Regions from separate parts of the Homo sapiens genome. Here all the other regions are linked to region 1. A link is a contact called in ENCODE Hi-C or POLR2A ChIA-PET data. All regions are on one chromosome and are shown on one strand. Each heading gives the region's core, a stretch centred on a gene start or an enhancer-like site at or near the end of the contact. The rest is flanking DNA. Distances are from core to core; before and after follow the strand shown. Region 1 overlaps GRAMD2B (GRAM domain containing 2B). Region 2 has its middle 37 kb from the start of CEP120. Region 3 holds the start of CSNK1G3 (casein kinase 1 gamma 3). Region 4 has its middle 380 kb from the start of LINC01170.

Region 1 (2,745 bases), core at 115-2,614:
CAACAATGTAAAAGTGTTCCTTTTTCTCTGCAGCCTTGCCAGCATCTGTTTTTTCTTCACTTTTTAATAATCGCCATTCACTGGTGTGAGATGGTATCTCATTGTGGTTTTGATTTGTATTTCTCTAATGATCAGTGATGTTGAGCTTTTTTTCATATGAAAAATCCAGACAATCTTGAGGGCCAGCACAGCCTGAGGACTTGCTGACACAAAGTATTGACGGGCCAGAGGAAGTGGGCAGCCTGGATATCACATCACCCCATGTCTGCTGCTGCTCAGGTTTCTCTCACTGTCTCTTGGGTATGTGGTGGGGAGTGGGGGGTGAGGAGGGGGTGGGAGGGCAGATTAAAGAGAAGCAGCTGCAGCCTGAGGCACAGACAGGATGCAGAGTGACTCCATCATCCCACCTAGAGTCATGGACACCACCCACTTTGATACATTCTGTTCACAACCATAATTCCTTTCATGCTGATTCGTGTCATTGGGAATCTCTCTTCTTCAGCTTCAAGAGAGCCGAATCTGACTCAGGTGTTGAGATTGGGGAATGGCATTTCCATTTCTTCCTCTCTCCAGTATAGCCAGAGCAGGAAGGGCAAGAGAAAAGGGGTCCTGGTACCTGGTGATGTCAAAGTAGGCAGCTCCTACTGCTGTGCTAGCAAGAGCCATGTGGACTAGTGTGAGAACAGGAACTCTCCCAAGTCCCCTACTGGGTAACCAGATACCCAACAGTGTGCCTAGAGATGCTTTAGTCCACTCCAATCCTAAATACTACTACATTGTGCTAATAGTTTCCCTGAAAAACAGCCATATTTCACTCATTTTTTTAAAAATCAATTACAATTTTTAGCCTTAAGGTTTGATATTGGTATTGTGTTTATTTTTTCAAAGAATCTTTATCTTGTAGAGTTATACACTGCAATAGTTACAGATGAAAAGATAGTGTGGTCTGGGATTTGTCTCAAAACCAGTAGGAGGTAGGAGTGGTGGGCTACAGGTATATAGATGAAACAAGATTGCCTTGTTTATACTATTCTATCTACTTTGTACCTGTTTTCTATGTTATAAAATGTTCATAGTAAGTGGTTTAAACTTCAAAAATCATTTCTGAAAATAAGTGGATACCCTTATTTACTCAGCTGTGCTATAAATTTCATATTAACCCCCCAAAACTAGACCAGTCTGAGTGTTTCTAATAAAATCCAGCAGTAACCGTGACTGATTTTAAAACATTCACTGCTTCTCTTATCTACAATGCCTAGCTTCATTAGTCATGTAGAAAATGTTTACATTCCCCAAGCTTTTAAAAATTAAAAAAAAAAAAAAAAAAAACCTATGTGTTCTCAATTTGAGTAAGGTGTGACGGAGAGCAGCTCTGTGACACAGGCTGAGGGAGGAGGATTTGGTGTGGAGGCGAGGAAACTGGGGCCCTTACTAAGACACTGAAATATGATAAACATCCTTATGAAGATGCCACTCCCAGAAACTGGGACTTGAGCTACTCTTAGGAAGCCACAGACCATGGAATACAGATTCTTCTCCTGGAAACTTCTCCATTTCCAAGAAGGCATAAAATGAAGGAAAGCAATCCTCTTTCCTTTCCGTTTCTTGGAATCTAATATCTAAGCATTACCCTTTACACTCTAGCAAAGTAAAGCAAACTAAGGCATGACGGCCCCTCCCAGCAGTAATTATGAGATCATTTGGCCTCAGTAACTAGGCAGACTCCACTACCTTTCACCTAGTTTCGTGGGAAGAAATGGTAAAGCTCCCTCGATGGAAATGTTCCTTCTTTCGCCATAACCTTCACAGGATCCATCTGTCTAATCTTTGTCTGAAGGAATTGGAAGGGCAGGCGGTTGCCTCACCAAAAGCACCCTCAGTACTTTAGTCTACTGAATTATGGGGGGTTGTTCCAGAAGAGGATCCAAACCCCAGCAGAAAACTCCTGGCCTTTCCCATGCCAGTTTTCCCAAGCCCAGGAATTCCAAGTGAAGTACATCCATTCCTATTGCTATTTATACTGTCTGGTGTAGCCAAAATGGGCCCTGGGCTAGAAATCAGAAAGCCTAGGCCGGGCGCAGTGGCTCACGCCTGTAATCCCAGCACTTTGGGAGGCCAAGGCGGGCAGATCATGAGGTCAGAAGATTGAGACCATCCTCGATAACACGGTGAAACCCCGTCTCTACTAAAAAAATACAAAAAATTAGCCGGGCGTGGTGGCGGGCGCCTGTAGTCCCAGCTACTCAGGAGGCTGAGGCAGGAGAATGGCGTGAACCCGGGAGGCGGAGCTTGCAGTGAGCCGAGATCGTGCCACTGCACTCCAGCCTGGGCGACAGAGCAAGACTCCGTCTCAAAAAAAGAAAAAAAAAAAAAAAGAAAGAGATCAGAAAGCCTGGCCTTTAGAGCTGATTTAAGGAACATGAAGTCCTTAAGGTAAATGAATTGAACCTTTTTGTGGGGATACAGAGATGTGAAAAGACCAGGATCCTGCCCTCCAGAGGCATATGGTCAAAGCAGGGCAAAGACAAGTAAACAGTAGCCCATTTATAATTTTTTTTTTTTTTAAAAAATAGTCTCACTCTGTTGCCCAGTTTGGAGCACAGTGTGGCATGATCTCGGCTTACTGCAACCTCCGCCTCCCAGGTTCAAGCAATTCTTCTGCCTCAGCCTCCCAAGTAGGTGGGATTACAGGCATGCACCACCACATCCAGCTAATTTTTGTATTTTTTAGTAGAGAGAGGGTTT
Region 2 (2,745 bases), core at 77-2,576, 3.0 Mb before region 1:
AAAGACTTGGAACCAACCCAAATGTCCAACAATGATACACTGGATTAAGAAAATGTGGCACATATACACCATGGAATACTATGCAGCCATAAAAAAGGATGAGTTCATGTCCTTTGTAGGGACATGGATGAAATTGGAAATCATCACTCTCAGTAAACTGTCGCAAGGACAAAAAACCAAACACCGCATGTTCTCACTCATAGGTGGAAATTGAACAATGAGAACACATGGACACAGGAAGGGGAACATCACACTCTGGGGACTGTTGTGGGGTGGGGGGAGGGGGGAGGGATAGCATTAGGAGATATACCTAATGCTAAATGACGAGTTAATGGGTGCAGCACACCAGCATGGCACATGTATACATATGTAACTAACCTGCACATTGTGCACATGTACCCTAAAACTTAAAGTATAATAATAATAAAATAAAATAAAATAAAAGAAGAAAAATAAATTTGGTTGAATTTGTTTTATTTCTTAATTAATTTGACACGTATTTGTTGAATATTTATTCTGTGCTACATACATGGGGGTAAAATAATAATCTGAAATTCCTCTAAGAATTTGTAATTCAATAATGAATAGTAATTATTGTGAATTCTGCCTCCAACCTCTTTCTATACCCTTCAATAACTCTATGTAACCATCATCTAAGGCCACTACAACTAGTGCTTAAAATCTTTATCATAGCTTGGCCGGGCGCGGTGGCTCACGCCTGTAATCCCATCACTTTGGGAGGCCGAGGTGGGCAGATCACGAGGTCAGGAGTTCAAGACCAGCCTGGCTAACATGGTGAAACCCCATCTCTACTAAAAATACAAAAATTAGCCGGGTGTGGTGGCACCTGCCTGTAATCCCAGCTACTTGGGAGGCTGAGGCAGGAGAATCGCTTGAACCCAGGAGGCGGAGGTTGCAGTGAGCCGAGACCGTGCCACTGCACTCCAGCCTGGCAACAGAGCAAGACTCCATCTCAAAAAAAAAAAAAAAAATCTTTATCATAGCCTATCTGGATCACTGTAATTGCTCCAGACCTGATCATGCCATTTCCCTGCTTAAACTCTGTACTGCCTTGTCACTGGCCTCAAAACTCTGTGATTAATTAGGTCTCAATTTACCTCTCTAGATTTATCTATCACCACTCATACCTCAAAATCTATCACTTTAGATTAAATTCTTTTCCATTTTCCATCTTGCTATACTCCTTCTTACTTTTGGGGTTTGCACATGACACTCCCTCTGCTTGAATCATATTCTCCACCCCAATCCTCTTCTATCTTTGCCTGTTTACTTCTTACAAGCCCTTCAGGTCTCCTATTATGCGTCACTGCAGGAAGCTTTCCTTGACCTTTGAAGTCATGCCTTGACGATAGCACCTCCTACTTTCCCTGGCATTCCCCTTATCACACCACATCATAACTGCCAGTTTAATAGCCTAGTCAGTGTTTAAAAATTAGCATGCTGCACTTCTCACTGTGAACTCTGGCATAATTGTTAAGATACAGGTAATAACATTGACTGGAAACATTAAATGGATATGAGAAGAGTGTAAAGTTATCTGTATATGGGTAAACTTCAAGTAATGGTTATGTCAGAGCCAAAGGAAAGCTTCCCTTCACCCTCTGAAGGTTTGCTGAAAATCACTGACAAGAGGCAGATTACTAAGAGGAAAGGTGTACAAATTTATTTGATCATAGTTTTACTTGACATGAGAGCCTTCAGAATGAAAACCCAAAGATAGAGGGGAAATTGTCCATTTTCATGCTTGGGTTCAACAAAGTACGGAAGCTGTGTAAAAATATGATTGGACAAAAGGGTAAGATCTAATGTTAATAGGCTAAGGGGGGAAGCCCAGCATGGCCTGTCTGTCTAGATTCTTTTTGGCCTCTCTGATCATGTATTCCTTCCTTCTGAGTGAGGGGTGAGACCCTCTCAGGAATGGGACTCTTATGACCTATATTCAAACAAAGTAGGTCAGATAATTTCCCTATGACTAGTCTATTTTTTTTTTTTTTTTTTTTTTGAGACAGAGTCTCACTCTGCCATCTGTCACCCAGGCTGGAGTGCAGTGGTGAGGTCTCGGCTCACTGCAACCTCCACCTCCTGGGTTCAAGCGATTTTCTTGCCTCAGCCTCCTGAGTAGCTGGGATTACAGATATGCACCACTATGCCCAGCTAATTTTTGTATTTTTAGTAGAGACAGGGTTTTGCCATATTGGCCAGGCTGGTCTCGAACTCCTGATATGGCCAGTTTTTACGAGCAGGGTGAGAAAGTTATAATATTTTTAGATTTTATAGCTGGCTCTGAGGGAAGGGATTCTGGTTTCTATGACTCACCTCAGGGAAGAGGGATCCTAATTTCTTTGGCTAGCCTTGGGGGAAAACGAGAGTGAGAGATAGGAGGGCAGATCAGAGAAAAACTTTGCTTCTGAGGCCTTCCTTTTGGGGTACTATTTTCTGAGTCCAGTGGTTATTATATGTTGCTGCTGGCAAATTGTCCAGTTAAGAAGTTCCAAAAGAGACTATATGGCAATATATTACCTACCTTTTTGTTTGGAATTATAATATTTTTAGAAACATGTAGGAAGTCAAAATTAACTCCCTTATATCTATGTGTGCCTTTTATTATAAAGTCATCTGGTACCATGACTTTAAAAGGCACACATACTCACATGCACACAATTAAAATGAAATGGAAGACGTGAAAAACTCATAACTTAGCAATATGCTTATCAACCCCCTGGT
Region 3 (2,745 bases), core at 171-2,670, 2.9 Mb before region 1:
GTCTATTAGTGGGTCCTGGGAGAGATCAGAAATTCTGGGATATGTCATCTGCCCTAGGCAAGTCATTCACAATTCTGAGCATGCATACATCTTAGCTGCTTTTGAGTCTCCTACAGAATGATGGTGTGGTAAGCATGGAGCAAAGCTCTTATCACTACCCTTCTAAGGCTGGTGATGCTAGTCACTTCTTAACTTCCAGTTTGGGGAAGAAGTGAGAAGAGAGGTTTAAAAAAAAGGCACTGTTGTATTACAAACCAAAATCAAAAACAGATTTCTATACTAACTACCCTTCCAAAGGTAACACATTAGCTATACCGTTAATCTAGCAAAGCAGGGAGGAAAATGAAGGAGTGCATTTGTTTCATTAGTCTTTTCGTTTTGAGAGGTAGACAGGAGAGATAGAGATACACAAGACTCAAGTTTCTTGATACAGTAAGTATATTAAGAATATAAACGGGTTTGATAAAATGAACATTTAAAAAACATGGCACCAGGCTGATTCTTCTTCCTGCACACCTTAATGCCTAACTTTTGAAAGGACTTGAGACATAAGAATCACAATTTTAAAAAATTATAGTTTCCATGCCTTCATGGTGGATCAATTTCCATAGAAGTCTACCAAAATGACTTATCTCCATCCCAGGGAAGCAACTGCAAGAGGGAAAATGAAAGGAATGCAGTCTTTCTATGTAGGCAGAGTGGACTTAAGTGTGAGTCAGAAACACCGATTTCAGTTTGTGCGCTGCAACTTGATAACTTGGGTGATGTTTGGCTTCTCAGAACTTTGGGAGGTGAATTTGAAAAACAGGTAATGCCACACTATATAGTTCAGAGGATTACCTCAGCTTACAAACAGCAAATGAGACGCAAATGTGAGCCATAATTCACATTTCTAAGCAGTTGGAGCCCTGATATGGCACTGGGGTTACAAACAAGCGGGGAAAAATGTCAACCCAGTGATGTCATACTCCTAGGCCGGGCCCTAAGATTTTTTTGGAACCTGGCGGGCTGAGCACAACAGGGAAAGCCTCAGCACCCTGACTTGGCACAATGGTACCCTTAAGGCTCTTTGCTCACTCAGTTCTTAGTAGCTCTCCTAAAGCATGGTGGTGTTCTCTTCCAGTTCTCTGCGTAGACTTTGCTATGCTTCTCCGCCCACTGCTTCATCCAGAGAAACACTCGTATCCACAGCCTCTCCCCACTTTCCCTCACGCACGGCTCTAGAAAGACGGGGATAGGGCGCGGCTTAGGCTTTATACACCTTGCCAGCCAATGACCGCGCCGTCTCCTTTCCGGTCGGCGATCCGACCAATCCAAGAAGGTTGGTGCAATCTTCGGCTCTACTCGGCTGTTTTCGCTGATGCGGGCAGCTTGGGGGCCGCCGCCGCTAAACAGACGCTTTCCTTTTTAATTTTTTTTCCATGTGTTCACTTCCGGGTCCGGCGTCGATCCGGATGCCCGAGGCAGAAGGATGTTTGACCTCCGGATAAGCGAGGCGCTGCTGTGCATTCATTCCGGGCTGCATCGGTGGCGACAGCAGAGGCTCGGGCGGCGACTCTCCGGCCAGCGGCGGCGGTAGGAGGCACCAGCGGCAGTGCAGGGACCGAATCCGAGCAGCGCTGCGTTACCTCTCTCTCTCGCTCCTTCCCCCCTACCTCGCTCGCTCGCTCGCTCGCTCCCTGCGTGGCTCGCTTTCCTCCTCCGGCCGCCGGCGGGTGTGATGTGCCGCCGCCGCTGCCCCCGCCGGCGCTGACGGACTGGGGGCGCCGCCCGCGCCCGGGACCGACCCCTCTGCTCGCGGCCGCGCCTTTGAGGTAAAGCCCCCTGCGCGTAGGTGCTCCGCTGCCAGCCCCGGCCCGGCGGCTGCCTCGGCGCGGCCGCGGCGCCCTCCCTCCCGGGTGGGGCTGGGGTCCCGGGCGGGTGGGGTGGGGTGCGGCGGGGGCGGCGCCGCAGGCGCGGGTGTCGGGGGAGGGGTGGGCGAGGACCATGGCGGGTGGCCCGGAGGCGTGGGCAGGAGGGGGCCGCGGTCGGAGGCTGAGGGCGCGGAGGGCTAGGGGGCAGCGGGGGCCGCGGGTGGCGGGTCGGGCTGGGTGCAAAAGTTGCCGGAGTGGTGCGGCGCGACTGGGGCGGCGAGGGAGGTGGGCCAACTGGGCCGGCGGGGGCTTCCTTAGGAGAGATTGGGAGGTGGGGAGTGTCGCCCACGGTGCTCCTTGACTGTGTCCAGACAATTACCTTTGGAGTAGGGGCTTCAGGCAGGAAGGAGGCATGGATAGGCTGGGAGGAGGCGACGGGGGCCAGCGTTCAGCTCAGGGATAAACTTCCCGTTGGAGTGTTTAAGGGGTTGGGTGGGGGGACACAGGGATTTACCTGTTTCTTAGAGCTTTGACTCAGCTCAAAACTTAACCAAGACATTAGTCAAAGGTTAGCAAAATCACTCTGATGGTTACTCTCATGGTGCCGGTTTGTTTGTTTATCCCACATGCAGGGGAAGTGACACTGAGAAGCATCGGGTCTCTTGGTCCACAGCCTCCACATTTCTTTTCAGCAGGATGAGGAGGGAGATGTGTGTCTACTCGTGGGGTGGGGGTAGTGAGGCCTGTGTCATGGTCATTCCCCTTCTCCCACCTCATGTTTTAGGGAGGAAAAGTTCAGATGGGGGAGAGAGTGAGTGTGCCTGTGTGTGTGGGAGACAGCTACTGTTGATACACTGTGTGAATTACTTTCAACTCTTTTGTAGTAAGCACC
Region 4 (2,745 bases), core at 185-2,684, 2.4 Mb before region 1:
GTCCAAATGCTACTGTCCACAAACCATATGGCAGGTTTTCAAACCAGTCACAGAAACACATTCATCTGCCACACTTCTTCCTTGCATTCAGAAGCTTGACAGTGATGAGTTTTACTTGACTATGTCTTTAGAAACAACTCTGGGCTTGTTCTGTAACCCTAACAGAGGCAGCTGGAATTTACAAACCCACTGTGAAATGTGATGGGCTCAGTGTGTTTCTTCTCCAGCAGTGTCTTACTTCTCTTAGTGAAATTTCTGTCCCAATCTTGTGAATAGAAAAGCGAGGCTGGGGGTTTGGGGATGGAGTGGGAGGAAGGAAAATCTACATCATAGAGAAGGTTTACATATAGAAAAACACAGCATAGTGGGGTAGATCTCAAAGTCTATTGCAGTTTTCTGAAGGGCAGAAGGTGGGTTTTTTGTTGTTGTCTATCATTTTCCTTAGAATTACCAAGGGTAAATTAAGTGCTGCTCTAGAAGCCCTGTCATGGCCAACAACTCGGCAATGGACTGTTGAGGTCTTGAGGTTTCTGCAGAGGTATTTTCAGTTGGTGGGGCTCCAGCACTTTCTTGTTCCGCAGTTCTAAGCCTATTTGCATGAAGCATTCTTCAGGTTAACTGCTCAACTCTCACCTTCATGAATCTGGCATATGAGCAATTATCTCTCTCCAAGGACCGGCATTTGTTGGTCTGATTTTCTCGTTCATAGAGTGATGAGATTTCTGCTTGACGTCCTAGTGCCCCTGAGCCTGGCAGGACATGAGTGGTACTCCTGGGCAACCACAGCACTGTTCCAGATAAGAGCAGTTCTCACTCTGAGGACCCTCAAGTCTTCCATGAACTCAGGTCCTTAAAGACACAAGAACAAATACCTAAACGGGAACTGCGCCGAGACGTGTGTATGTGTGTACATGTGGGTACCTTATGTGGAAGCACACACATGTACATGTGCGCAGGAGCTGAAGGGAGCATGATAATTCCCTACGATGCCATGAATAAGAGAACAGCTGTTTATCTCAGATATTAAAAGAATGTCAATTGGGTTGAGTTTTCTTTTGGCACAAGAATAAGGAATGCTTAAGTTTCCCACTTGCATTTAATTTATTTTTAGGTTTATTCACCACCATTTGTCAGGTTTCTTGAGCGTGACCTGAAACTGACCTTTAGATAAACGTGAAGGCAAACAGAGCCCTGAAACTCTATCTGTATGTTCTTTTGTCTTGGGAACTGTAAATCGGGGCATTAGGTGAATAACACAGCTTGGCTTTGTGTCATGAAAAGTAATTCGGGCTGTGGTAAGGGCAGGATTTATGAAGCTGTCTGGCTAGACTTGGGCAAAATGCCAGCTTACACCTGCCTTGCAGATATGGATGTGTGCAGTTGTCACCTTGCTGAAGCAGCCAAATTCCTTTCACTGGATAGAGGCATTGCTCTGCCACCAAAGCTGGGAGCGGGTAGGGAGGCACTGGTGGGGGCACCTGCTGTGGAGGAGCGAAACAGTCTTTAGGAAACAGACAGCATAGACTTCCCTTTTTGAACTTCCCTTTTCTAACTCCCAGGCAAAACTCTCTTTAAAAAAAAATGTAATTACTATTTCCAAAACATTGTAAGTAATCTTGTGGGGTTGGCAAGAAAATGAAAGTAAATCAATTTGCAAAGCTTTACAGCTTTTTTTTTTTTTTTTTAATGAGAGATTGTGTCATAGCTAAGGTGGCTATATAATTTATCATCCAAACAGGGACACTTTTCAAAGTGAAAAAGGGAGGGCTGTAATTAATTCAGCCAGGACAACAGGCATAAATTGGGGCTGTCTGAGGCAAACCAGGATGGACGAGGACCCTAGTCATGAAAATTTACACTGCCACACAATGAACCCACCAAAGGACTGTTGTGTTACAAGGATGCTTCTCTAAGAAGTGACAGAAATTACACTGTCTCGTTGATGGTGCTGGACTCCCTCCACAAAGCAGATGGCCAAATTGTCATGATGCCAAATCACACTGCAGAATTTCTGTAGTAAAATCGTCATGCGCCCTTTTTCTCAGTGCCTTCCCCATCTCAGAAAAGTGCAAAAGCTCAGCAAATCCTTGCTTTTCCTGAGAATGGCCATCAGATAATATACAAAGCCTGGTCAGCATCTGATTAATTAGGATAAAGGCACAAGGGAGAATGTACAGTGTATGGGGAATAGCACTGATCTTTTTTATCTCAATGCTAATGAACTTTGACATGAACTTCCCCTTCTCCAGCAAAGTCATTTCTTAGAGTTTTCAGCTTTCTCCCCACTTTCTCATACTTTATAGCTTCACTGGTGTATTCATTTCATATGGATGCCATAACAAATAATAAAAAAATTTGGTGTCTAAAAACGAGAAATTATTTTCTCATAACACTGGGAGCCAGAAGTCTGAAATCAAGACGTCAGCAGGACTATGCTCCCTCCAAAGACTTTAGGGGAGAATTCTTCCTTACCTCTCCCAATTTGTGGTGGCTCCTGGTGTTCTTTGGCTTGTGGCAACATAACTGCAAACTCTGCCCCTCTTTCCACATGGCCTTCTTCTTGGGTCTCTGTGTCCTTTCCTCTTTTATAAGGATACCTGTCATTGAACTTTGTGCCCACCTTATATCTGGGATAATTTCGTCTTGAGATTTTTAAATAACTACATCTGCAAAGATCTTATTTCCAAATAACATTCTGAGATTCTGGTTTGACACAGATTTGGGGGGGAACATTGTTCAACTCAC

Evidence for each region. Hi-C counts contacts between places; a loop is a spot of excess contacts on that map. ChIA-PET counts read pairs that join two places held with the same protein, here RNA polymerase II (POLR2A). Pooled maps may share reads with other maps.
Region 2: a pooled map shows a loop between it and region 1 (5-fold over the local background). The contact joins two enhancer-like sites. A Hi-C loop is called at or near these places in 1 of 37 single-sample maps with no recorded cell type and 4 of 50 pooled maps. POLR2A ChIA-PET finds 5 or more read pairs at or near these places in 1 of 52 experiments (activated CD4-positive, alpha-beta T cell).
Region 3: a pooled map shows a loop between it and region 1 (7-fold over the local background). The contact joins the promoter of CSNK1G3 here to the enhancer-like site in region 1. A Hi-C loop is called at or near these places in 6 of 37 single-sample maps with no recorded cell type and 13 of 50 pooled maps.
Region 4: a loop to region 1 is called in a map with no recorded cell type, with 2.5 times the contacts of the local background. The contact joins two enhancer-like sites. A Hi-C loop is called at or near these places in 2 of 37 single-sample maps with no recorded cell type and 2 of 50 pooled maps.

What each region holds. Positions count from the first base shown.
Region 1 is chr5:126,445,312-126,448,056 of GRCh38, forward strand. The region is part of intron 1 of GRAMD2B (GRAM domain containing 2B); the gene reads left to right. Among named protein-coding and RNA genes, the nearest start is that of GRAMD2B, 23 kb to the left of the region's middle. RefSeq lists an enhancer at 1-714. Within about 2 kb of position 1,365, at least 10 of the 41 ENCODE cell types and tissues checked have a DNase peak (open chromatin) inside an H3K27ac peak, as active enhancers do.
Region 2 is chr5:123,459,090-123,461,834 of GRCh38, forward strand. No RefSeq gene overlaps it. Among named protein-coding and RNA genes, the nearest start is that of CEP120, 37 kb to the left of the region's middle. Within about 2 kb of position 1,327, at least 2 of the 41 ENCODE cell types and tissues checked have a DNase peak (open chromatin) inside an H3K27ac peak, as active enhancers do.
Region 3 is chr5:123,510,757-123,513,501 of GRCh38, forward strand. CSNK1G3 (casein kinase 1 gamma 3) reads left to right here and starts at 1,421. Exons shown (of 14, transcript NM_001364140.2): 1 at 1,421-1,814. RefSeq lists enhancers at 1,133-1,192, 1,353-1,562, 2,593-2,742 and silencers at 1,743-1,832, 2,003-2,072.
Region 4 is chr5:124,055,962-124,058,706 of GRCh38, forward strand. No RefSeq gene overlaps it. Among named protein-coding and RNA genes, the nearest start is that of LINC01170, 380 kb to the right of the region's middle. RefSeq lists an enhancer at 751-940. Within about 2 kb of position 1,435, at least 10 of the 41 ENCODE cell types and tissues checked have a DNase peak (open chromatin) inside an H3K27ac peak, as active enhancers do.